5 separate regions of the Mus musculus genome follow, and all the other regions are linked to region 2. Evidence: chromatin loops called from intact Hi-C (ENCODE). Cell type or tissue: heart. All regions are shown on one strand.

Region 1 (5,000 bases), 200 kb before region 2:
GATGCTTTCATACAAATTATATCGTACATACTATATGATCCTGCCAATTCCACTCCTAAGTCCCCTAAGTCCCTCCCCAAGGGAAAGGACACTTGTGCTTATACAAAAGACAGTGTGCTCACAGTTAAAGCAATTTCATTTATCGTCACCCCAAACTGGAAACTACCCAAGTGACTTCCAACTGGCAAATGGACAAGCTGTGGCATATGCATGCAGTGGACTACTTGTGAAACAGGCAGTAAAAGTTTATCGATACCCACTGTGACGTGCATGAGTCCGAAGTGCACCCAGCCAAGAAGCTGGCCTCAAAAGGGTGTGCATTAAACGGCTCTACACATCACATCCTGAAAAGGCAAAGTTCTGGGTTTGGAGAAAGACCATAGGTTTCCAGGGCTTCGGGATGCAGCCGACTATAACAGAACATATGAATATACTGGGACGCAGAACCGCTCTCTGTCTTCATTGTGCCAGCATTTACACAATTCCAATGCATTTGTTGAAGCTGAGGCTCTGTGCTGAGAAATGTCCCTATTTCCTCTTCTCCCTTTCCTTTGGCAAGGGATGTGGACATGTGTGCAGAGTAACTTAGAAAGTTTTCACGAGGCCTTCAGGCAACACTGTGTTAGAAGTGTGTAATAAGGTAAGACACGTCCCCAATCAAGTCACTTGATTTCTAGAGGCTTACAGAAACTGGGGTTAGGATAAGAAACCTAAGGTGAGGAACCAACTGGAATCATCCAGACAGGTCCCACACACATGGGTGTTAGTATGAGAAAGGAGGGGATAAGACTGCCACAGAAGTAGAGAGAGGAGGGTGTGGCCATCAGGAGCTACAGAAGGTAAGCATTTTCCCAGACAAGTACTCTATGGACGGTGCCTGCGGCTCAGAGAGACAAACAGCTGAAACCACCAAATGGAGATAACACGCCACCGTAGCCCCAGGAAACACCTACACTTCAATACCAACATGGGAGCACCACCATGCCCAACTCCTCCCAGCCCCTCCCCCACGAGGGGAACTTCATGGCACCAAGGTACTTGAAGGTAATGTGCACTGCTAAAAAGAAAGGGCAGTAGGTATCTTGTTTCAACTATTATATGTTTGACGGGGCTCCGTACTCGAAGCCAACTTTAATCCTGACATAGTAACACGCATTTTCTGTCCCTAATCTCACCTCTCCTGCGTTGAGTTTATCAGCTGTCCTACAACCTAAGCAGAGTTTACACTAAATGAAGAGCTGAAATAAACTCAGAGCAGCAACACGATAGTTATTTAGGAGCATGCTTGTCACTTCTACCACAACCACAGAGTATGTCTAGTAGAGAATTCCTAGTCTTAAAAAAAAAAAAAAAAGAAGTGTAGTAAACGGTAAAGACTGAGCCAGCCTTCACGTCCTACCAGAATTGTGTGAGTCTCAGTCTCAGGTGATATTCATGTTAAATATGATTTTAGATTAATTAATAAATGCAAGGCTCAGAAACTGAGTTTAAATGCTATGGAAAACATGCTCTAAATTGTAAATAGAAAACACTGAAAGCAATGTAAGATTCATTTTAGAGATGAAAGGCTCATCTTAAAATAGTCTCTCGACCTGGTGAGGTCAAGCCTTCCTTTCAAAATATTAGTGGAAGGAAAGGGATTCTTGAACTCCAGGTCCCTCCTTGTTCTCCAGCTCCTACCCAGGTGGCAAGGCTACCCATCATGCATCATTGCCCATGTCCTTGAAAGTACAAGGCAGCTCGCTGCTGTGCTGTGTTGGCTGTCTTGAGGAAGCACGCTGGCCTCAACCACAAAGCCATCTCGGCAGTCAGGACCTTACTGTACAGGGTCAGTAAGTGGAAGAGCAGACTGGGCTTGTGTCTGACACACAGGCTTGATAGTGAGATCTCTGAAAAGCACACACCTTCTGCGCGCTGAAACATCTGCAGACACCATGCAGTGATGTTCTGGGCGGGGCGATTAGTCACCATTCCCCTGGCAGGGACCCAGATCACTGCAACCTCCTCAGCAGTGGGGCTGACTCTGTCAGTGTTCTGGGTTCAAGACAACAGAAAGGCGGCTTTCTACCCTGAACACACCACAGCCCAGGTGCCTGCGGGGCTTTTATTAGCGAAAGCTGCTACAATGTATCTGATTATCCTACTAAAGCTGAGTGAGATTGACATAAGGTTGAAGCTTTCAAAAACGTGTGTGCACAGGATAGCCATGCCTGTGTTCACGCAGAGGCCAGGAGAGGGCACCGGGTCCCTCAGAGTTGGGGCTAGAGTTAACAGGCACTTGCCAGACAAGAATGCAGGAATCCAAACTCCTTGTGTCCTTGTGACTGAGCAGAAACCACTGTTAATCCCAGGTTACTTCCTTTTGTTTTTAGAACAACTATAACTCATGTATCTTTTATCTAAACTTGGTAATAACACAATATATACCAAAGTAGCGGCCTCCCTTTAAAGAACAAAACTATTTTTCTTTTTAAAACTTGCTGCTTGAACAGTTAAGAGTTTCAGAATTTAGAAGGCATTGTTCCTGGAAGACTCAGTATTTACCACAAGGTGGCGCTGCTCCGATGCCAGTTTCAGACAAAAGCTCTGAGGCTTGCTGGGAAAGGTTTCTTCACCATCAAGGCAAGAAATGGTCGCCACCCTAAGCAGGATGAAGTCCTGGATGTTTTTAAGGTTTTAGGTAACACGTATATGCTTAGCAGTTACACTAAGGAGTTCAGTCTCAGAGGCAACAACTTCCTGCCCATTGTACACTTGGCCTAACAGAACAGACCCTGGATAGCCGCAGCACACCCAGCTTCACGGAGAGCCACCCAGGCACCAAAGCGGATGCAAAGGCCTGAGTGCTCCTCGTTACTCAGGGGAAAATCTGAAAGTCCGTGCACACTTAAATCTGTACTGGAATAAATGAACGGGGAAAGAGACAGCTCTCAAGATACAGAATAATCGCCAACAATTTATATAGATACTCCATGCTCAGAAGTGACGGGCTTTGCTCCAAGCCTTACCTGTGGGCTTCGCACAGTGCCCATGCAGAGAATAAAGTGTCTTCTTTATGTGGTGGACGGAGACAAGGAGAGAAGAAGACAGGGTAGGTTCAGTGTAGAAAGTGAACAGCCACAACCTTGGCTGGATGACGAAGATCAACCAAGAGAGGCGAACTACACTGTTGGTACACACCTTCGACTCCGCGGGATAAAGAGGTCACCCCAAACTCCTAAGTCCTGGCTGATGGTGAGAAAAACATCAGACACGTTCCAATAAGCAGGCACTCTACAAAATATCATACCCAAGCCACCAGGGTCATTAAAACAAAGAATGTCTGAGAAACTGTCACAGTCAAGAATATATGGAGATGCCTCTAACCCCAGCAGAGGCAGGCTCATCTCTGAATTCGAAGTCAGCCTGATCTGTAGAGAAAGAAATCCTGTCTCAGAAAACCAAACCAAACCAACGGACAAAAAGGTATCTATGGAGACATGATCTCTGAACGTGATATGATAATGTGGGCCAGAAAAAAAGTGAATTAGAAATGGTGGGAAAAAAAAAAAAACCCCACAAATACAGACTTTAGTAGGTATCACTGTTGGTTCACTAATTATATCAAATGTATCACACAACGTCTGTGTTAATGAGAGATTGACCATAGACCATATGGAACTTCTTAGTACTGTTCTTTTGACCTCTTCTATAAGCCTAAAATACTCCAAAATAAATGTTTATATATTAAAAAAAAAATAAAGTCAAAGGGCTGGAGAGATGGCTCAGAGGTTAAGAGCAATGACTGCTCTTCCAGAGGTCCTGAATTCAATTCCCAGCAACCACATGGTGGCTCACAACCATCTGTAGTGGGATCTGCTGCCCTCTTCTGGTGTGTCTGAAGAGAGCAACAGTGTACTCATATAATTAAAATAAAAAAGTCTTTAATACACACACACACACCACACACACACACCCCGAAGATCACCCAAGGCTCAAACAGTAATCGGCAAATGCTGTCGAATTCGGAAGCGCCTATTCTCAAGGTGGTGCATGTGGCCTTGTGGTCCCACACACTTAGAGACACAGGAGAAGCAGAAAATCTCAACTTTACTGCTGGCCACAGGAAGGACAACAGCAGCAGTGTGAGCCTCTGTGTCTTCTATGCCAACCAGAGCTCCCGTGAATGATCTTGACAACGGGTGGCAAGCCAATGAGGTAGGATGAGCCAGGCTTTGAAGTCAGAGGAGAAATTCAAGTCCTAGCCAATTACTGGCTGGGTGTGTAACCGCCAGGAGAGCTAGCACCTAGCCTCCCAGGGCTCCCCACCAACTGTTGTTGGGGTTGGTACTTACATCTGCCATCTGATTTAAAATGTGTGTATTGAGTCTAGCACTCAAGAAATTCTAACTCTCCCTTCCTAAGCGGTAAAAGTCAAGGAAAACCATGGTCTTGGCTGAATGAGACTACCGAGTACTTTTGTAAGTGTGTGCCAGACTACAACCGTGACCATCTAGCTACATATTATCCATGGCTGCTTTGTGTCATGGTAGCTGAAATCCAATGGTTACAACAGAGATCACAGTAGCCTAATGTAGTTCCTGTCTGACCATGGCAGAAGATGGCCAACTCTGGTCAATTGGTGTATTTCCAAATGCTAACAGCTACTTTTCATGCCTTATCATACTTGACCTTTAACATCCTGAACTACCTTCTTCCTCAAGGCCTGAGACCTGAGTGTGGGGTCTGCATTCTGACTCCCTTGTGCTCTGCACAAACAGGACTCCCTGGGAGATCCGAAGTCCCTGGCAGGCTAAGTCAAATTAGTATGCATGGTAGTAAATTACACCCAAGCTCCACCTGGGTTCCAGCAGAAATAGCATTCCTCAGACTTAGAGCCTAAGGACCAATTAGTGCCTTGGAGCTCTTATGTTTAAAAAAAATGTAGGAGTCCTGCCCACCTTAGAAATATAAAAACTGTATTTGAGGGAAAAATATAAAGGTACAAGGAACTTTTTTTT
Region 2 (5,000 bases):
TGAGAAAATTTCTCAAATGAGAGTCACCCTCGAATGAATGAACGAGGGAGTGCTCTACCAAATTATGCGGACACAAAGAAGAGAAGCAGCCATTCTATCGGAACAAATGCAGCCCGCTTTGTTTGGGAGACGAATCATTCTTGCAGCCTGTTTGGAAATGTCACTTTTAAGTCAATGAGAGTTGTGTCCCTATAAGAGGGGATGTGAGACCCTATTATATTCATCAAGATGCTATGTTTTTGCCTCTGAATAGTTTCCACAGTGCATGGAAATTCCTGTTTGGGGGTGGGTGGGTAGGGACGTCCCTTTAATGTCCTAAACTGTTTTCAGGTTTTACAAAGTCCTTCAGTTGCCACGTTTAAAGGGCAGACATGACCACACTGGAATACAAGCCAGCCAGCTACAGAAGTTCTGGGGTTTTTTGTTTTTGTTTTGTTTGTTTGTTTTAGACGAGCTTTTTGAACCCTTAGCATGGTGAAAACAGAGTCCTTGGTTCGCTGGGGAGCTTGTCCTCCAGAAGCCATGCAGGGCTTACCGTTTTCTCTCGCTCTTGGGGATATTGTTACCTACTGTAGCTGGGTCCTTAATGGGGCTAACCAGAGCAGTGGTGTTGTCCAGCACATCAAGCGTTTAGAGGTCGGACGGAACTCAACTCCATGGGGAATGCAAGCCATTGCCAAGAAGTAACCTGATTGGCTGCCCATTAGTGCTTCCGGGCAGCAACAGTCATGTGACCCTCTTGCCTCTGTCCCCCAAAAGATCAGTAAGTTCACAAGGCCAATTTGCTTTGTTGAAAACAGTGGTCACTGTTTTAATTACTGTAAGAGACTGCAGGCTGGCTGGGCAGTGGTGGCGCACGCCTTTAATCCCAGCACTTGGGAGGCAGAGACAGGAGGATTTCTGGGTTCGAGGCCAGCCTGGGCAACACTTCAGCCCTACCAAACTCCTCAGACAGATCTAGTTAAACGTGAAGTAACGGATGAGGGGGGCATTTTTATATGAACTACACATGACTTTTTAAGAGACAAATGCCCTCTACAGAAACAGGAAGAAAGCTTGCATGGAATGGAGCCAGCCTTGCTTAAGGACAACTGAGATCCTGAGGGCAGAGAGCAGCGGAGGGAGAGGCAGACGCTTTCCTCTGGGAACTCGGTCCAGAAATGGATGAGGACCGACCTCTGGTACTCAGCCCCTTAGGAGAAACCTGGAGACTTTGATCCGACCGAAAGGTCTACCTCCAAAAGGAGAGCAAAAGGCATTGCTTGACAAAGATAAAACTCTCCACGCACCTTTTTTGGTATTCAATCTCTGTGAAACTTCAGAGCTTAATAAACTTTCAGTATGTGGCCAGTGTGGGAGTCAGAACCAGAAAATACATTTCATGTCCGTATTTCTCAGTGGGCCTTTAAGGTTAGCAATAGTGTAGATGCAGTTCCACATATTTTGGTCACAAATATAATAATATTATTATCATTTGTCATTGTAAAAAGAATATTAAGAATAGTACAGAAATATATGTTATGTTTTACTATGTGCCAGGCACTGCACTAAGTATGTGTACATTCATGCTTCAAGCAGTTGCCAAAGGATTGATCTTGCTAGATCTGTTTTACAAGTGAAAAAAACCTAAGCTGGAGGAGTTGCCCAAATTACCAAGATGTTTACCTTGGAGAAGGCAGTATTTGGATCTTGGCTGTATAAACTCTAATGTGTTCAGTTTTACTAAGGTGAACCCAGAGCATGTTCAATTTTAATTAAGTAGAGCAAGATCCACAGTTGAGCGGAGAGGCAGGTGGGAGAGATTACTTCCTGGTTAAAAGTTGCTCTTCCAGAGGGACCCTTTTGATTCCCAGCATACACGGTGACTCACAACTGTCCTTAATGCCAGTTCCAGGGGTTCCATCACCTCTTCTGGCCTCTGTGGACACCAGGCAGGTATGTGGTAAAGGCAAAATGTTCATCCACATTAGAAAGAGAAAGAAAGCGAGGGAGGGAAGTTAAAGAACATGAGTGTGGTTACAGCACCTTTAAAGGTCGATCAAGCTTAAACTCAGGCATGTTGAGCCTAGACTCACGGCAATTAATGTCTACGATATCACAAAGAACATACATATTTCTCACGGTGTTGAGAAAAAGCATTCCATGTTCACGTTGAGTTTTAAAAACACGAGGCCTGAACTGTTTTGTCTAAATTCTTCATTATAAGCAAGTGGTTTTTATCACCTTGAGATCCTCTCAAATCCAGGGCCACGGCGGATGCTTGCACCTTTGGTTGGTCTGTACTGCCCCCTAGTGGTTAGCGGAAAACACTATCATGCTGTCTGATGACAAAGCATCTTCAGATATTCCTTGTAAATCTGCAGAACAAACGTACGTGTGTGTGTGTGTGTGTGTGTGTGTGTGTGTGTGTGTGTGTGTGTGTGTGTGTGTGATTGCACTGGTGCTTTTAGTAAGATTTGTGTGAGAAAAATACACAAGGATTAGAAGTTATTTGGATATGAAGTGTTCTTATTTTCACTCATCTCAACAGTATGTGCAATGTAGAAATCCAGGCTATCATGTGTGCTCACATGCTTGCATGGGGAGGTGTGTTGCTGGAAACTCACACATTAAGTTTTCAATGATCCTTTGGCTAGGTTAACAAATACCCATGTTGGACCAGTTGTAGCTGAGACACTAGGCTTCAGCGTTGTTGCCCAGAGCTTGCCAAAGACTGCATGAAGGACTTTTGGAGAACACTGTTAACTCTGAGAAATCAGAGCATCAGGGGGTGGGTCACTCACAAAAGATGCTGCTCTACTGTGCCAGGAGAAAGAAATGCAGGCACATTTGAGTGGTTCTCCCCCCCACCCCCGCCCCAGCCAGAGACTCATTGCAATGGAAAGAGTCAGGTCCAGTCAAGACTTATTACCTCTTAGCCATTTGCCGTTTTTTTTTGCAAAAGAAAAACTTGGGACGTTTTAAGGAAACCCAGAAGGAATTTATGGTGAACTACCCAGAGAAGAGTCTTGAGTTTTGTTAGCTTTTTCTGTTTGTTTGACAGCTGCGTGCTGAAGTAGCAACAAGGAGAGTATTAGACCCTTGTCCTCATTGTGAAGTGAGACTTTTTATGAATCTGCCAACCTCAACCTGATGCTTAACCTTAACTAGTTTGGAATGCATTGCTTCGTTGGGAAGCTTTGCTTCAAAGTGAGTTAAATATGCTTCGCTGAGTGTGAATAAAGACAACCGTGCTTACCATCTGAAAGGTTTATTTGGGGCAAATCTTCTTTTTTTTTTTTTAAGGGAATGGAATTTGTATTTTATTTATTCTACACTTATCCAAATATAAAGATGAGCAATATATTTAATTATAATGTATAATGTACATGTGGCAAACCTTTTATAAAAAGTTGCAGTGCCTTTTGAACTGATTTTTTTTTTTAGAAATATGTTTTTCATTGGAATAGAATTACATTTTCCCCTCTCTGGCTCCTCCCATGTGTCCTTCCTCCAACCGTTTCCATGTCCCTCTCAAGGTGATAGCCTCTCTTTCTTTTATTATTACTGTTGTATATGTGTATATGTATGTATGTTTATGTACAAATATGTATAAATACAACTTGCTGCATCTGCTTTTATTGGTAGTGTGTATATGGTTTCAAGATTGACGACTCTGCTTTGGACAACCAATAAGGGGCCATATCCCTGGGAGAGGTTAATTTTTCTCTTCTTTTCCCACCATCTTTGTGTGTGTGCGTGTGTGTGTGTGTGTGTGTGTGTGTGTGTGTGTGTGTATGAGTGTGTGTGTGTGTGTGTGTGTGTGTATGTGTGTGTGTGTAGGGGGTGAGACACCATGAAATTTCCTGCCTCCTGTGTTACTGTGGCCATTGGTATTACCATTGTTCCCGTCTTGCTTATGCAGCTAGAAAGACTGTCCCTGCAGACTTCCTGGAATTCTGGCTCTTACAGTCTTTCCACTCCCTCTTTTGTGGTGTTTCCCTGGATGCAGGAAGTGTGATGTAGATGTATCCGTTGGCCTGGGCTCCCCACCATTTGCTGATCTCTGTATTGTGTTCGGTTGTGGGTTCTTGTGATGGTCTCCATTTACTGTGAAGAAAGTCTTCTTCAGTGAGGGGAGGTAGCGACACTTAGAGCTGAGGATTTGGATCTCAGGAGAGGGAGAACATAAGGCATTTGTCTTTCTCAGTTTGGGTTAAAATAGTTCTGGAACTAAATGAAAATTAAAACACCACATAACGAAACCTCTGGGATATGTTAAAAGCAGCTCTAAGAGGAATATGCATAGCTCTAAGTGCCTATATTAAAAAAAATCAGAATGAGCTCAAATAAATGACTTAATAATGCAACTCAAGAATTTGAAAAAAAGAATGTGGGACAGTGGTCATGCATACCTTTAATCCCAGCACTTGGGAGGCAGAGGAAGGCAGATCTCTGGGCTCAAGGCCAGCCTGGTCTACAGAGTGAGTTTCAGGATAGCCAGGACTACACAGACAAACCCTGTCTCAACAACCCCCCCCCCCAAACTTTTTTAAAAACAAGAACAAATCTTAATGTAGTAGAAAGTAGAATTAATTTTTAATTAATAAAAATTAAAGCAGAAATTAATGAAATAGAAACAAAGAGAGCAACATGAAGAATCAACAAACCTAAGACCTGGTTATTTGAGAAGATAAACAAGATAGGCAGACCCTTGGCCCAACTAACCAAAAGAAGAAAGAGAGGATGCACATGAAAAGAAAAAAATCTAAAAATATCAATATTTTTAGGGCATGGTGGCATCCACCTTTAATCCTAGTACAGAGGCAGGAAAGAGGCAGAGGTAGGTCCAACTCTGTGAGTTCAAGACCAGCCTGGTCTGTGTCTTAAGTCCCAAGGCACCCAGGACTATGCATTGAGAGCCAGTCTTAAGCCACAGGCCCCCAAATCAATATGCTTTTTGTCACATAATTTTTGAAATCAAAAACTTTTTTTTTTTTTATGTTTTGAGACAGGGTTTT
Region 3 (5,000 bases), 70 kb before region 2:
AAACATCAAGTTGGATGGTAAGAAAAAAAGGTCTACGAAGGAATCTCTAACGCAGTCACACGCCAAACTTCCTTGGCTTGGCATGCTTTTCATTGTAAAAGCACCAAGATCTATTTATGATGCTTTTTGATTGACACCCACAAGCATTCCAGCTGACACAGACTTTGCAGATTGTAAGGAAGTCCCTGTGAGCTCTTTAAGTAGCCCAGATGAGCAAAGCACGCAGAACAGTACCATAATGAGCACCTCTCTCAGGCGCTCATAAATTCTTTCATTCCCAGCAATCAAAAAGCAGCTGTTAAAATCCAGAACTCTTCCCAGTAGCAGATCTGAAATACCTCCGGGCTGCCCAGAGAAGCTCCACAACGGCTTCTTCTCTTCCTCCCTCCCCCATCCCTGGAGTGCCAGCCTGGCAGGATAAGGATGACCCAGGAAGGGGGTGTGGGTGGAGGGGAGTAGCGGATCTGGTGTAAGCAGAGACGCAAGACTCCCTTCTTTTTCACCACAAAGAAAAACTAACCCTCTGTGCCAGCCAACCAGGTTTCTCCTGCTCTCCCCAGGCACACTAACTTCGTAGTCTGATGAGTCTGGCATTTCTAGAGTTCGCGACCTCAGCCACCCTGAGTCCTTTCCTGAAAGATCTTGAACCAGGAGCTAGCGGCGTCTGAACTCCTTTACAGGTTAAGACTCAGCCTGCCTTTACCTTTTAACCCGCCAGGACGCTACTCCGGGGGTCAAGTTCAAGATGAAGGTGCTCTCCTCACCACCCTGAGTTCACTCTGCAGGAAGCTGTATTACTCAGACCGGTCCCACTACTCCAGGCACAAGAATCTGGGGCTGCCAAGCCGGAGCCGAGGCAGCCTGAAGAAGACTGTCACAGCTCGGCGTCCTCCTCCCTCGGCCGCGGCACCGCGTTTCTTCTACCTGGCCATGGCCGCATTTCCTCCGGGAGCCTTTACACAATAAGTCAAGTAAGTTTTGGGAACTCCAGTCCAGAGATCTTGCTGACTGAAAACACGCTACACAATGCCCAGGGCTTCCTTCCCCGCCAGCCGTTCCGGAAAGCGGCCGCGCCGAACCCAAGGGCCCCCCCCCACACACACACACACACCCAAAAGTCCTCCAGGAAGAACCTGAATCCCCATAATGCCTCCAAAGTAACTACTCGTCGCCCAAGGACAAGGGGACTCGCAAACTTGACACGACCCTTCATTTAGCTGGCACTACTAAAAGGAAGAGAAAAAAAAAAAATCCTCAAGGTCTAATCCCAAATCATCACCCTATCACCAACACCACCAGGGAAAGAAATTGGCTTGCATCTGCGAGCCGCAGCCTGCAGGAGCGAATCACACACTTTCAGCTCACGGTGGGCGATACGATTCCCCACCCCACCCCCACCCCCGCTGAAGTTCTCCCGGGAACTTGGCGACCCGCGCGCGGCGACACTCAAGACCCCGCGGTGCCAGGCGCCCCGCCTGCACGTCCCCCTACTCCCCCCACCCAGGTGCCCGGCGCAGCCCAGGCCCTGTCTAGCCAAGGGACCGAAGAGGCGGGCAAGGGCCGGCTGGGAAAGTCCTGAGCGCCGCGTGATCCCAATGTCCCCCTAGCCCGGCTCTGCTGCAACCCGTTCCTCCGGGAGCGCAGGAAACGGCCTGCACCGACTCCCCGGCAGCGCCTAGCCCCAGGCCGGGAGCTCCGGCGTGCCTGCGCCTATTCCGGGAAAGCTCCCGCTGGGCCCGGCGGAGGAGGGGGCGTCCCGAAACTTTCCCACCAGCCTGGCTCTCGTTTCCCAGGCTGCTCTCCGGGACCCTTCCTTCCCCGCCCGCTGCGGACTCCCGGGGGCCGGCAGCGGCGCCCCGGCAGCGAGAGTTACCTGCCAGGAAAGTTTCCAGCTTTCGGCGCGGTTCCCACCCCGGGGGCCGAGCCTCAGGGCGCAGAGGGCTGGGCGCTTGGCGGCTGCGGCTCCTGCGGCTCCCGAGCCGGGCTCCCGCAGCTGCCACCGCGGAGGCAGCGCTCCGGCCCGTCCCCGCGCCTCGCTCGGCCCACACCGGGACCTCATTGGCAGCGCGAGTCCCCGCCCTTGCGCGTGTTCCGGAAGGCACCTTCCCTGTGCGCGCCCGCCGGGGCTGTGCCTCCCGCGCCCCTCCCGACCGGAGCTGCCCCGGCTCTGGGACCCGCTGGGGCGCCGCACGCCAACTTTCCTCCCGGCGCCTTCGCCCCCTCCTCACCCAGCATGTCCTCTGCGGGAAGCTAAGCTTTCCGGGAGAAGGTTGCTCCCCTGGGGCCTCGCCTGGACCCCAGTGGGACAGGATCAGAAGTGTGATTAGCCCTCTCCTCCTTTTTTTAGCCGTTTTAGAATCAGTAAAGTGGCTCGGCCTTCGGTCTGCGCTGCTCTCTGAAAGCATCCGAGGAGGACATATGGGAGCAATTAGCCAAGCTGAAGTTTCCGCGGATGCCTTAGGGTGGCTTTGTTGGCTTTTCTTCCCCTCGCTTAACTAAACACAAACAAATACACTTTCTTGTTCCAAAATGAGCTGAGAAAGATGGAAAGTGCATCTCGCCCATTGCACCTTTTTCTTTCTGGAAAGTTAAGTTGGGGTTGTTCCGGGGATCAGTGACTGCCCAGAGTCAGGGGCAGTCCTCCCTCCTCGAACTCTGTGGCTAGCAGTACTGTCTGGGCTAAGTACACTGGCCAGCGGCTAGCTTCCTTGTCAGGAGGAGGAGTCCTGGAGGAAGAACAGACAAAGATGCTATTATTAAGTAGGCTGGTGGCAGTAAATTAAACTCCCTAGTTCCCAAAATGTTTTGTTATTCCCAATAGAACAGAAGTTTGAAAATGGCCTAGGGAACTGGGAGACCTGGGTCCTCCACAACCTCCCAGGAATCCAGGCAGCCAATTTATATGTAGAAGGCTCAGCCCTCTCTATTCCCAAAAGCCCTTTGGGCCCCCTTTCTTTGCAGAAGGATCAACTAGAAATTCCAACAGGAATTGCACACAGGCCGCCCATCCGTGTAAGGAGAGTGAAGAATACAGAAGTTGCTATAAATGGGTTTATTGCCAACCCCTAACCTTTGCTGTGGCAAACCTGCCTTTAAAGACAACTGTGTTTTAAACAACTTTCCCTATAAAAACTTCAACCTCACATAGAGCTTCCCAATATAAAGATAGCTGCAAGAATGGTGTTTGCATTTAAAGTTCCTGTGAAAAGTGACAGGAAGCAAAAGGCTGCTCAATCTATCTCTCCATAATAAATAAAAGATGGTTCGAATGTGTTGGGTATTTTTCACTCGTATAGTCAAAGACCTGATTATCACTATATTTATAAGTATGCAGCGAACATATCCCAGCCTTTACTCAAGCAAATCATGACATGAATATTCAAAGCAAGTAAGGACTCCTGGTAAGCCAGGAAGGTCACAGACACCCCCTCCACCTCCAATGCTGGTTGTTAAAAACCAGGTTGGTGTTTGATTAACTTCTCTTGAAAAACAGTGTGTAAAACTGACCAGTCTTTCAACCACGGATGACAAAGTCAGACTACATGGATAAGACAATGACCCAAACAAAAGACAAAAACCCAGCCGTCCAGTCTGAAATACTATAAGATGTAAGAGAAACTCCTAAAGACTCAAGCAGGTCCAGGTCCTGGCTTGTTTGTAGTGGTTTCTTTCTTTCTTTTTTTTTTTAAGATTTATTTATTCATTATATGTAAGTACACTGTAGCTGTCATCCTCGTTATGGATGGTTGTGAGGCACCATGTGGTTGCTGGGATTTGAACTCCGGACCTTTGGAAGAGCAGTCAAGCAGTCGGGTGCTCTTACCCACTGAGCCATCTCACCAGCCCCTGTTTGTAGTGGTTTAAATGGGTAGATAGTGGATGAAATTCGTGAATCTGTAGATTCTTCTTGGACTATCCTTAGTTATCTTTCCAAACTTTAATAAAATTGCTTAAACTGAGCTTTGAGGGCAATTAGGCTTCTTCCTCTCTCTCTCTTCCCTCAAACTTGCCTGAAGTAACAAGTAGAAAAAGCACAGAAAATAGGTATGCTAATTTCTTGCATCATCTTTAGTTTGGGTTGAAAGGATTTGGTTTTATAGTTTCAGAAGTCAAGGACACTGAAGTAATTTCATCCCCGCCTGTTTGGGGACCCTTACCATTCTACACAGGCAGAGAGCTAGCAGTCTAAAGTGTGTACACAGGAGGACCCTGTTTCCCCTCCTTCCTGTAGTATTTATATAATCCCAACTACATGTCATTAAGCACAATCAGATCTCTGGCTTTAAATGGCTACTATTATATACAGTATGTAGTACCACCAACATCAAAGGTGTCTTAAGCTGTGGGTGAAAATGATACATGTTTAAAAAGCCAAGGCCAAACATAAACAGAGTAAGAAAAAAAAACTTGAGTGGGGGGGGGGGGGCTCATGAAGGTCTGTTGTGTAAGGACAACCGGAGACTTTTCTAAGCAATTTAATATGTAAGGTATTAGCTGAACACAGGTCCAAACAATGCTTTTTTTTTTGTACTTAAAATCTGCTTTTCCCTTAAAAATAAAATAATAAAAGGTGCTTCTAGTTGGTTGTTCGCCAACTTTGTATATCCAGAAGCTCAAGAATCACCGCTTGCTTTTCTTGGGTCTCTCTCCACAAACCCAGTTTTAAAAGCTCACTAATTCCCTGCATGTTTAGAGAGAGAGAGAGAGAGAGGGAGAGAGAGAGAACAGTCGATTGCACAGATATTATGTGGTACACACATTCCTTAAATATATATGTGATATACTGGGTTCCATTTCTAAAGTTTCTGTCACTTTGCCAACAATGTAGCTTTTTTCTCAGCAGACCGAAAGAAAACAGCAAGTATTAAACTGGTTATTTTACCATACAATTTACTGCCCAGGGCAATGGACTGAGGAAGGCATGAGAAAAGAATGTGCTTTGTGAGTGTGTGTTAGTGTACGCCCCCTTGGTCAGATTCCTAAGGACTTCTATTTTAAAT
Region 4 (5,000 bases), 360 kb before region 2:
TTTGTACCTATGTAAAAGTACTTGAAGTTTTATTTAAAATAAAATGTTGTGGAAAAGGTAACATTCTTTTTTTTTTAGGGGTGTTATTTTTCATTACTATATACTATGCACGCATACAATAAGAGTTTACAGCTGGGGTAGGTTTTTGGTGGTGGTGTTTTGTTTTAGTTTTTCTCAATGAACTGGAACGTGCATTCTGCTCAAAGGCAGTAATTTAAGTTGGGTTTTTGCAGTCTTGGTGTGTGTATTGACTCAGCAAGCAGCAGGTTGAGTACAGAGCCTGGCTTAAAGTCACCTCTCTGAGTTTTTTGAGGGTGTACATTTCTCTGGGATTAGTTTTGTTCCACAATTTCAATATGAAAGCATTAGGATATGAGAAATAGCTGTTTATAGATATGTAATCCAGTTGTCATAAAGTTAGTCCTGTAAATTAAGCCATGAGATATCCGTAGTTGTACATCTTGGTGGGCCAAAGCTGGATGTTAGAAAGCCACTGGTGAGCCAGGCAGGCAGGGCTGGGGCTGGGGCTCAGTGGTACAGTGGTCATTGCTCAAGCCTGAGGACCAGGGTTCAGATCTGCAGCACCCACGTGAGTGCCACAGTGGCACTTCTGTAAGCCTAACTGCAAGGCGATGCTGGAAGGCTCCCTGGGGCTCCCTGAGCAGCCTGCACTGGCAAGCTCATTCTTATCCATGTGAGGTTTGCTGAGGGACGCAGAAAAATATGGTGGACAGCTTTGATAAAAGAAGAGACTTCATTAGCACCAACCTCTGGGGCGAGGCAAGCAGGTACACCGGAGAAGACACATGCATACCGGCCTCCCACTACCCCTCTCTCTCACACACACAGAAAAGGCTGGACCTGGTGGTGCACACAAGATGGATGCCTGTGAGTTTGAGGCCAGCCTGATCTATGTACTGAGACAGGGAGATAGGCGCTGAGGGGAAATGGGGAGTGGGAGGGATGGAAGAGAGAAGATAAAAAAAGAAAGAGAAAAAGGAGCACGGTATGCACCAAGTGGGCGGGGGGGGGGGGGGGGGGGAGGAGACAAGACAGCCCATCCCCCTATTTGCAAACAGGCCCCTGTGTAGGAGGGGTCCAGGGTGGGGGTGGTGCTGGTGATGCCAGTGGAGCCCAAGACTGTGCATGGTAGGCAATTGTTTTACTGCTGAGTTATTATGCCCGTGGCCACTGCGTTTCATGGTAAAAGAAAAATAAAAATGTCCTGAGGAAATATCGCTTGCTTTAAAATACTCTGAGCTAAAAGTACTTTCTAGAATCTCTCAAATCGTTTGTGGAGATCTCTACCAACAGCCACAGTCATATAAATCTGTTTTTGTTCAGCAAGGGCTCTCCGTATGGAAAACTATCCATATGGAGAGAGGAGCGGCCAGGCGGAAGGGGCTGGCTAGGGCGTCTCCCTCCAAGGTGGCTTTGCTAAAGCACAGGTTAATTTGTATGAGATGATATCACCTCCAGTTTCTAGGGCTTCCACAAATGAGAAAATACTTAAATCTGTATGCACAACGTCGTTTTCTAAAAGCAGACATTTTCTTTGTAAAACCCCACATCTGAACATGGAGGCTATTATGCCAGCTTCTGAGGCATTTGGAAACCCAAAACCAAACCAGGAAAATAAGATGAGTGAATAAGATAGCCCTGGAAGAAGGAAAGTTTGACACTGGCTACCTTGGCCCGTTGTCCTCATTGCTGTAACTGGCAGAGGATGAGCTCCTAGGGCTCCTACCAGGGTCATCTTTAGATGTGGGCTGCTCTTGCAGGCGACTTGTACACTCACACTGCTGCTTCTCAGTAAATGTTGCCCTCATTGTTCTTCTCAGATATAAAAGGAAAATGTCCTAACCCAAGACCTGTTACCTACACACCACACACTTGCAGTAAGATGCGCTAGGCTTTAGCTCCGACCTTTTCTGACTTAGTACTTAGTGTCCTGAACATTTTAAATAAGGACCCTGCCTTCAAGTTCAGATTCAGATGATCCCCCAAATAGTGGCTAGCCAAGAATAACCAGTCAGTCCACAATTATTAAACCCAGATAATGTTATCAGTATGAAACAGCAAATTAATAGTCACTGAGTTTCTAACAGTAAAGATTAACTGGGTGAAATTTTATAGGTGCTCCTTAAACTTAAGAGAAAATGGCTGCATATGCAAAGTGGCCTTTTCCTTTTTAATCCACTATCAAATTGTTTCGAACAGTAGTTTTATTCAAGAGTATGAAGGTTTGTCCTGATTTTGAGGTAAGCCTCCCACCCTCTCTCCGCATCCTCTTGGCTCCTCCTCCCCAGTGTTGGATTACAGGTGTGCACCTCACTTGACATGTTCACACGCCTCTCCGCTTTACTCTCTCCTCTGTTCCACTCCGAGCCCTTGCAGGAAACTCACAGCCCCACCCTTTTTGTCTGCTCCCAGCAAGGAAACCTGAGATGAATCATTCGCTCATTATTATACATTTCATTTCTAGGCTACGTCTCTCAAAAGTATTCATTTTAAAGATCTTCACTTGAGCAGTACAAGAGATTCGTGAGGCAGGGAGCTGAGGAAGATGACAAATGAGTGCAGGCATACATTTTTTTACAACCTACTTTAATAAGAGTCAACCTCCAGCCCACCCAGCAGAAGTAGCGGAAGAGAAAAGTTACTAGGGTGGGGGAAGTGGACCTGTTCAGTAATAGTTCTTTGAGGGCGAGCTTAATCTTTGGCTGCAGTTCAGTCCTGCAGACCAGGCCTCTCGGCAGGCAGATACCAGGCACAAACCAGCAGCGACAGTCCAGTCCTTTCAGCAAGCAGACACAGGGCAGCTGCAGTTCAATCCTGATGACACTGCCAGGCTCGCCAGACGGCCTGAGTCAACTAGAACTGGCTAGCTACCACAGGAACCTCTTGAGCAATTCTTGGGTGAGTTTCTCTGTATTTTGAGTTTATCACAGATTGAGTTCAACAATGATATGTAAGGTGAACCAATACAAGCATGTCTTTAGTGAAGAGTAGCGAGGTGGAGCAAACCAGAGCTCAGTGCTCAGCTCCGGCTATGTCATATTTATATTCCTTCATCAAGCCTCCTTTCATGTGTTTGTTATATCTAAACATTCTTTTGCCTGTGTCTGCTTCAGGAAAACAGTCTTTCGCCTGTTCGCTTTAGCAAGACATCCTTTCACCTGTGTGCCCCAGCAAAACATCATTTGACATAACTAACTTTCCAAAGAACTATAAGTTTCCACTTCAAATGAGCTTTCTCGCTAACACACAGCAGAGGGAATGGAGCAGAGCTTTCCCTGCTAAGAGTCTCCCATCCTACAGTCTCTTGGATACGCTTTGGCCACATTGCAGGCTTCCAGCAAAAGGGGGTGTGAGCCTCAGCTGCCATGGTCCCGTCTCATTTCATGGCACATTTTTCACATTGTCCACATTGTTCTTACAAATCCCTTTGTCTTCTTTAGCTTAATATTTCTTCACTGGTTCTGTTACCCATCATGTATAACTACTTTTAATGTCTCTCTTGCCATTTCTGTGCACTTAAGCTATATCTTGAAAAAAATATGTGAAATATATATGGGATATATATTTATAGACACCTTAAAACATACCATTAAGTTTTATCTGTAACTGTTTTTTTTATTGTTTCTGTTACTTGTGACTTGATTATGACTTTTAATCATTGGCAATCCAAGTCATACTAAGAAATTCCTGTGGGGTCAAAACTTACACTGCCTGCAACACTGTCTCTGTGACTAAGACAGAGACAGCTATGATTTGCAATTCAGGATCCTAATATAGAAGCCAGTTTAATATAGATCCCAAGCCTTCTGGTTTAATACCCATATAGAATCCCTTCCTGGTAGGGTGGTCCTTATAATCAACATTATAGACTGGCACCACGTGAGTTCCCAGACCAAGTCATAAAATCCATTCCTGCTCCTCTCCTGGGTCATTTGCTCTGTGGCAGTCCTATGAAACATTGCACATATCTATCCTGAAACCAAAGTGAAGTTTAGCCAATATCCTGATAATTGCTTGAGAGATCCTGAGCCAGACCTTCTTACCTAAAGCTACTCTTGAACTCATGACCCACATAAACTGTGACCAATCATATTTTGTTTTCATTTAAGTCGTTCATCGTAGTCTGCTGGGGTGTACAGAAAAGTAGAATAGATCCATATGTAATTAATTGGAACAGAATCGTGTATATAGAAGGTGACAAGGCCTTCCTAGTTTGTCATAGAAGCATATAGGAGCGCGTGGCCCTGTTGAAGGCTTTGAGGCAGGAGAGTCTGTCTTACTAGAGATGAGGTCGTCTTTATTCTGCCCAGGCATGGGTTCCGTAGATGACATTCACTCACAGTTTTAAAGTATGCTTATTCTGTCTAGTGACCTAAATGTTAACCAACAAAAACATAGGATTTTTTTTTTGGTCAAATATTTGGAGCACCATTCGGTTGACAGATTAAGTTCACCTATATCAAGCCTACAAACTTGTTCTTTAAGGGTCTGTCCACGTTTTGTGAAGATTAAATGTTACACAAGCATTGGGCTCCTTCTCAATAAATGCATGGAATTCTGTATCAATAAGAACTTAAATAATAGCTGGGCGTGGTGGCGCACGCCTTTAATCCAAGAAATCGGGAGGCAGATGCAGGTGGATTTCTGAGTTCGAGGCCAGCCTGGTCTACAAAGTGAGCCAGGGCTACAAAGGACAGCCAGGGCTATTCAGAGAAACCCTGTCTCGAAAAACCAAAAGAAAAAAAAAATTAAATGATTACTTAAACACTTACCTATTGTATTTTTATTTTTGAAAATATTTCTCCTCTTCCCATGTCTAACCTCTTTTCAAATTGATAGCCTCCTCTTCTTTATCATTGTTACATATCCATATAAATGAATATAACCATAAATACAATCTGTCCGATACATTTAGTGTTACTTATGTATATATTTTTATGCCTGACCAATCAGGTGGCTCATTCCTGGGAAAGAATAAT
Region 5 (5,000 bases), 130 kb before region 2:
TGCTGTAAACATCCCTTTATTTGTCACCTGGGAGCAGCTGGAAATTAAACCTGACAGTTTTCTTGGGGACCCAGGGGCAGGAGAATGACAGTAGAAAAAGAGACAGTCGATCTACGTTTATTAAAAATCTGAAGCCAGACACAGTAGTGTGTGCCTGTAGTTCCTGTCACTCTGGAAGCTGAGGCTAAAGGGGTCACTGGAGCCCAGGATTCTAAGGCAATGACAAAAGGAGACACTTTCTTAAAAATATATAACTAGGGCCTGGGGATGTAACTCAGTAGAGTGCTTGCCTAGCATGTGCAAAGTCCTAAGTTTGCTCTCCAACACCACACACGGGGTACAGCGATACATGCTTAGAATCTCAGCATCCCAGAACAATCAGGAATACTCGGTCACCCTGGGATATGAGAAGCCTAGCCTATAAACAAATAATCTGAGACATTTTAATCAATTATATTCTGTGTGTACAAAATGGAAGCCAATACATTAATCAACATATATTACATATTTTCAGAAGAAAAGTACTATACTAGATATATATACTAATAAAAAAAAACCCTCTGAAATAAGCATAAATCAATTAAATTAGAAAATGTTAAAATAAAGTACTAAAGTTTCTACACTGTAAGTGTGAATGCTTTAATTGTAAGGCACCAGCAAGCCTACGTCAGCACACTTACCCTGTGAGACGAGCAACGCGCACGCCCTGGAAGCAGCCCTGGGATTGCTGAGAACCCCAGAGCAGTAGAGACAGAGAGGAAAAGACAAGGGTGCTTGCACTGGAAAGAGCAGTGCGGCTCAGAACTTCCTTCCCAGCTCCACTCTGGCCTAGCCTCAAGGCCCTGCAGCAAGTACCAACCAGCAAGGCTGGAAACCGCAGGCTCACCTCCACCACATGAGGTTTACAGCCCAGTCTGCTGTGAAGTGGTTTCAGGATTTAAGGCAACCTTGTGAATCTGAGTCCTTCTGACTTCTCCTCCGCACATGTCTTATCTCGGTCATAAACTCCAGCTTTCCTCAAGCCTGACCATTCCTGAGCTCATGGCTCAGGGCCTTAGCGCTCTTTCTTGCTTTTCCTCACTCTCAACAGCCTTTCTCCTACTCGGGGTTATTAGTCATCCTGCATGCCTGCCCCACCCCCACAATGCTTCCTCTGAACCAAAGACAACACCACACCACCACCACCACCCCCTGCCCTGATTAACACTGGTGCCATCCTGCCCGGATCACTGGTTACAGAGGGCTAGTGTGACCTGCCACCACCGGACTATTCCTTTTAAAAAGGCTAGTCAGACACAGCTAAAGGCACTTCCTCACTGGATTCTAGAGGGCTTCCAGGACTGACTCGGCCTATTTCCTTGTTGTTGTACCTGTCCAGGAAAAGTGAAATCCCTCAGGGTACTTTCCACACTCACAAACAATGACAACCAGGCCCAAGTCAACACTCTCAGGGCCATCCTGCTAGGCTTCCCGGCCAGGAAGGACAGGTCGTGTGTAGGTAGTCACAACTGGGCCAAACCAAATCACCTTGGCAGGCCACCGAGTACTAATAGGTCTGTGCATGTAGAGACTTTCCTCTTCCTTTAAATTGGTTTAATGAGGAGCTGGAAACCAGGCCCCGCCCCCATGCCCACCAGGACTTCAAAGATGAGAACCCAGCACAGGAGCGGTTCTCTGGGAGGAAGGTCCAGTCTCCTCCACCCACTTCAGAACCAACTGCGACCTCGCTAGTGCAAACACAAGGGGAATACACACACACACACACACACACACACACACACACACACACACACACCCAGGACCAGGTGATCACTCCCATACCAAATCTTTAAAGTTGCCTCAAAAAGGCCTCCACTCGTCATGCTCATGTTAGGCAAACGTCAGAGCTTGTGGGCACCCCAGCTGCTCCCACACCAGGCCTTATCCACTGCAGGACAGCACCACCTGGTGAACAGCGGCGGTTTGTATGGCCAGGTGTCCTGGTGTGAGTTCCTCCCGCATCCCCTGCTCTTTTAAGGGGATCAGCCCGGAGGGAGCATCTCCCAGCAGCTGCAGGCCCTTCCATCCATCCCTCTGCATAGCACACCTCCATTGAGAAGGCACACGCACTCCCCGTGTGTGCCCTCCACTACTGGCAGACAAACATCAAAGGATGCCCACTGGGTTCCACACCAGACAGATCGTGGGCCTGAGGCCGTCAGACTGGTGCACCCTCCCAATGAGACCTGCAGCAGGTTATGTACACAGCACACTTGTTCTCTGGCCTCTGCCCCACCAAGAGCAGCCGGCCTGTACCACTGTTTCCGGCAAGGCCAGGGAAAACATCCCTTCTGAATTTGAGAGGACAACAAAGGCAGCCGTAGAAATGACAGAGGCCAGAGGGGAAGGAGCTTCCTTAGCGGCTGACAGTCCCTACAGCTTGTTTTCGTGGCGATGCGATCACAGAGAGCAGGTTCTATGTCTGGTCCTACATGGGTCTTAAGGCTCTCTGCTATAATTATGGTAAGGAGGAGGAGAGGCCGAGGAGACCAGAGGAGCTCTGCGTGGTACTGGGGAAGTTATAACGATAGCGGACTGCCTAATGTACTCCAACAAAAGCTGGGCCTTGAGACTTCTACCCCCAAAACAAACCTTAGATTCGCCAAAAAAACATAGAGCTTTTCGCTAATCTGTTTCAAATCCTCACCATTCAAAAATCTTTTCAGTACATAGAACAGTATTTATACCCAATATAATCAAGTGTCATATAATATTTCTCTACAATATATAGTACGATAAAATGGATCAGTCCTGATAGGATTTTTAGGAACCCTGAAACTCAAGTCTAGGGAACCTGAGGGCCCTACCCACACTTCCCTAACATTTAATTTCCAGACCTAATTTCCAACTGACTTCCATTTTTGCTTGTTTTTGCTTTGGTTTTTCAGGCCGGCATCTCTATGCCTAGCCGGCCTGAAATGCACTGTGTAGACCATTGTACCTCTAGTAGCGACCCTCCCGCCTTTGTCCCTCAAAGGTTTGAATTACACCCACAACCCACCACACCCAGCTTTCCAACTAACTTCTTAGAAAACAGAAGGAGGCCTGAAGATGCCACTCAGCTGGAGGGTATCAAAGGGCATCACAGGTCCAAGGCCTGCCTGGAACACACACACACACACACACACACACACACACACACACACACACACGGTCCACCACACAACAACAAACATATTTACTTATTCTCTAAGTAAAAACTGGGAAATGGGTTGGGGCTAGAGCTTAATGGTAGTGCCTGCTTAGCATGTGTGAGGTCGTAGGTTCACATACGCCTTACTGCTGTTGAATAGAATTACTAGGGCTTATCTTTGCTCCCCACTATCTTTCAAAACTGAATACACTTCAAAGTTGTTTATCCAACAGAAGTAGTGATCCAAAATCCTACTTTTTCTTCCCAAGAAGTATCCTAAGCCCGGCCACCTCAGACCATAAAACAAGGTCTGTACTGTACATGTTCATGAACCAAATCATGTCATCACTGGGCCCTGGGACAGTCCAAGGGCTACGTGGGGGGTCTACAGCTCTGAATAACACTGACTAGAAGCCAGAGGTTCAACAACAGGACAGAGGCCACAGTTCATGAGGAGGTTCAAGTCACACTCAAGTGCAACCAAGGGGAACAGTACCCCAGACCTAAAACAAACCAAACAAGCCTGGGTTTATGTTGTACCCTGAGGGCTTGAATAATTGAGCTTAATAGAAACCAGGCTTGGCTAGCAGGGAGGGAGGGAGGAGGAGACCTTTGAGGGAATTCCTCTGGCTTTTGAAGCTGGATTGGCAAAGGACTCTTTTTTGGGGAGGTATTGCATTGCATTGCCCATACTGCTCTCAAACTCTTGGGCACAGATCCTCCTGCCTCTGCCTACTGTGTACCCAGGAAAACAGGCCTGTGTCACCAAGCCCAGCTACAAAGGGCATTAGTTTCCATTTCAAATCTTGCAAAACTTTCTTTTCTCTGAGACAGGCACCTTGCTAGCCCCACAAGGAGATGGCTTTCCATCCCCAACACCCATTCGAATTTCCTGGAGCGTTTTCATAATTCTGATGTTCAGAAGAATGAAGAGCTACAGGGTTAAACATTAGCATTTCGTCAGCCTGACCTACTGATTCTCCTAGGCAGCCAGGATCGAGAACCACTACCCTTGACCCATTGCCTGGGTGTTTACTTTGTCCTTTTGAGGGCGGGTTGGGGAAACTTACATCTCAGAGGAGATGAGAAGAGGAAAAGCAAACAGGCCTGAGGAAGAAGTGAGAAAGGCAGAGCGAATGGTAACTTCATCAGGTGATCACTAGAATAGTGCAAGCTGTGGCCCCAGGGAGACAAGACTAGAGACAGAAGGGGCCATTGCTTAAGTCCTGAATAAACTGTCCCTAAACCTGGTTGCTCTGGCAGGCAGGAGATAAAGGTGAGAAGCAGCAACTCAAAGCATCTGTAAGGAACACACCCACCCTAAGCCCTTGGGGGGTGAGGGGAAGAGCGATTATGCCTATGGCTGCCATGTGGGAAGGGATGGCCACCGGGCACTGCTAACTGCTGTCACTCTAAAGGGTTCCTTTAGCTCTCTACCTTCCCCCTGACCCTGTTCTACTTGGTTATCTCTTTCCTAATTTCCTTCTCCTGGGGTGGGAGACCTTTGCCTGAGTCATCATCTTCTGTTAGTGTTCCTCACTTGTATCCAGAGTGATGTGGCCATTCTCAGGCCCCACAGCCAATCCTCGGAGCTGGAACCCAGGAGTCTGCGTCTCCCTCACAAATCCTTCCATTCCCCTGAAGTGAGTTCTCCGGATGAGCGGTTCAGCCTCCCCCTAACACAGACGACTTCCCGGGGACGGTTTCATGGCCTGTTGCCTCTTCTCCTCCTGGATCTTCTGACATCCTCCCTGGGTCTCCAGTGCTGCTGCCCCTTTAAGGTCAAATGCCCCTTGGATCTCAGCCTCTCTATGCATCACACAACAGG

What was found. Peaks named below come from ENCODE experiments on the same cell type or tissue, not always from the same donor. Only the 100,000 strongest peaks of a DNase experiment are listed, where the experiment ranks them.
Region 1: it touches region 2 in a loop (7-fold over the local background); 33 of 42 quality-filtered maps call a loop at or near these places.
Region 3: it touches region 2 in a loop (4-fold over the local background); 6 of 42 quality-filtered maps call a loop at or near these places.
Region 4: it touches region 2 in a loop (2.5-fold over the local background); 2 of 42 quality-filtered maps call a loop at or near these places.
Region 5: it touches region 2 in a loop (2.5-fold over the local background); 2 of 42 quality-filtered maps call a loop at or near these places.

The regions. Positions count from the first base shown.
Region 1 is chr2:59,743,219-59,748,218 of GRCm38, reverse strand. The region is part of intron 4 of Tanc1 (tetratricopeptide repeat, ankyrin repeat and coiled-coil containing 1); the gene reads right to left. Among named protein-coding and RNA genes, the nearest start is that of Tanc1, 130 kb to the right of the region's middle. In heart, CTCF peaks have their summits at 2,546 (motif pointing right) and 3,866 (motif pointing left); no DNase peak of the experiment used is centred here; H3K27ac peaks cover 1,067 bases.
Region 2 is chr2:59,538,962-59,543,961 of GRCm38, reverse strand. No RefSeq gene overlaps it. Among named protein-coding and RNA genes, the nearest start is that of Gm39831, 29 kb to the right of the region's middle. In heart, a CTCF peak has its summit at 2,265 (motif pointing left); DNase peaks (open chromatin) are centred at 2,271 and 3,981; H3K27ac peaks cover 1,093 bases.
Region 3 is chr2:59,609,070-59,614,069 of GRCm38, reverse strand. Tanc1 (tetratricopeptide repeat, ankyrin repeat and coiled-coil containing 1) reads right to left here and starts at 2,028. Exons shown (of 27, transcript NM_198294.3): 1 at 1,874-2,028. In heart, no CTCF peak of the experiment used is centred here; DNase peaks (open chromatin) are centred at 439, 949, 1,619 and 2,069; H3K4me3 peaks cover 3,019 bases; H3K27ac peaks cover 3,568 bases.
Region 4 is chr2:59,894,424-59,899,423 of GRCm38, reverse strand. Baz2b (bromodomain adjacent to zinc finger domain, 2B) reads left to right here. Exons shown (of 36, transcript NM_001001182.3): 36 at 1-61. Among named protein-coding and RNA genes, the nearest start is that of Gm52554, 14 kb to the right of the region's middle. In heart, no CTCF peak of the experiment used is centred here; no DNase peak of the experiment used is centred here; H3K27ac peaks cover 882 bases.
Region 5 is chr2:59,672,742-59,677,741 of GRCm38, reverse strand. The region is part of intron 2 of Tanc1 (tetratricopeptide repeat, ankyrin repeat and coiled-coil containing 1); the gene reads right to left. Among named protein-coding and RNA genes, the nearest start is that of Tanc1, 63 kb to the right of the region's middle. In heart, a CTCF peak has its summit at 1,960 (motif pointing left); DNase peaks (open chromatin) are centred at 1,511, 2,291 and 4,841; H3K27ac peaks cover 3,092 bases.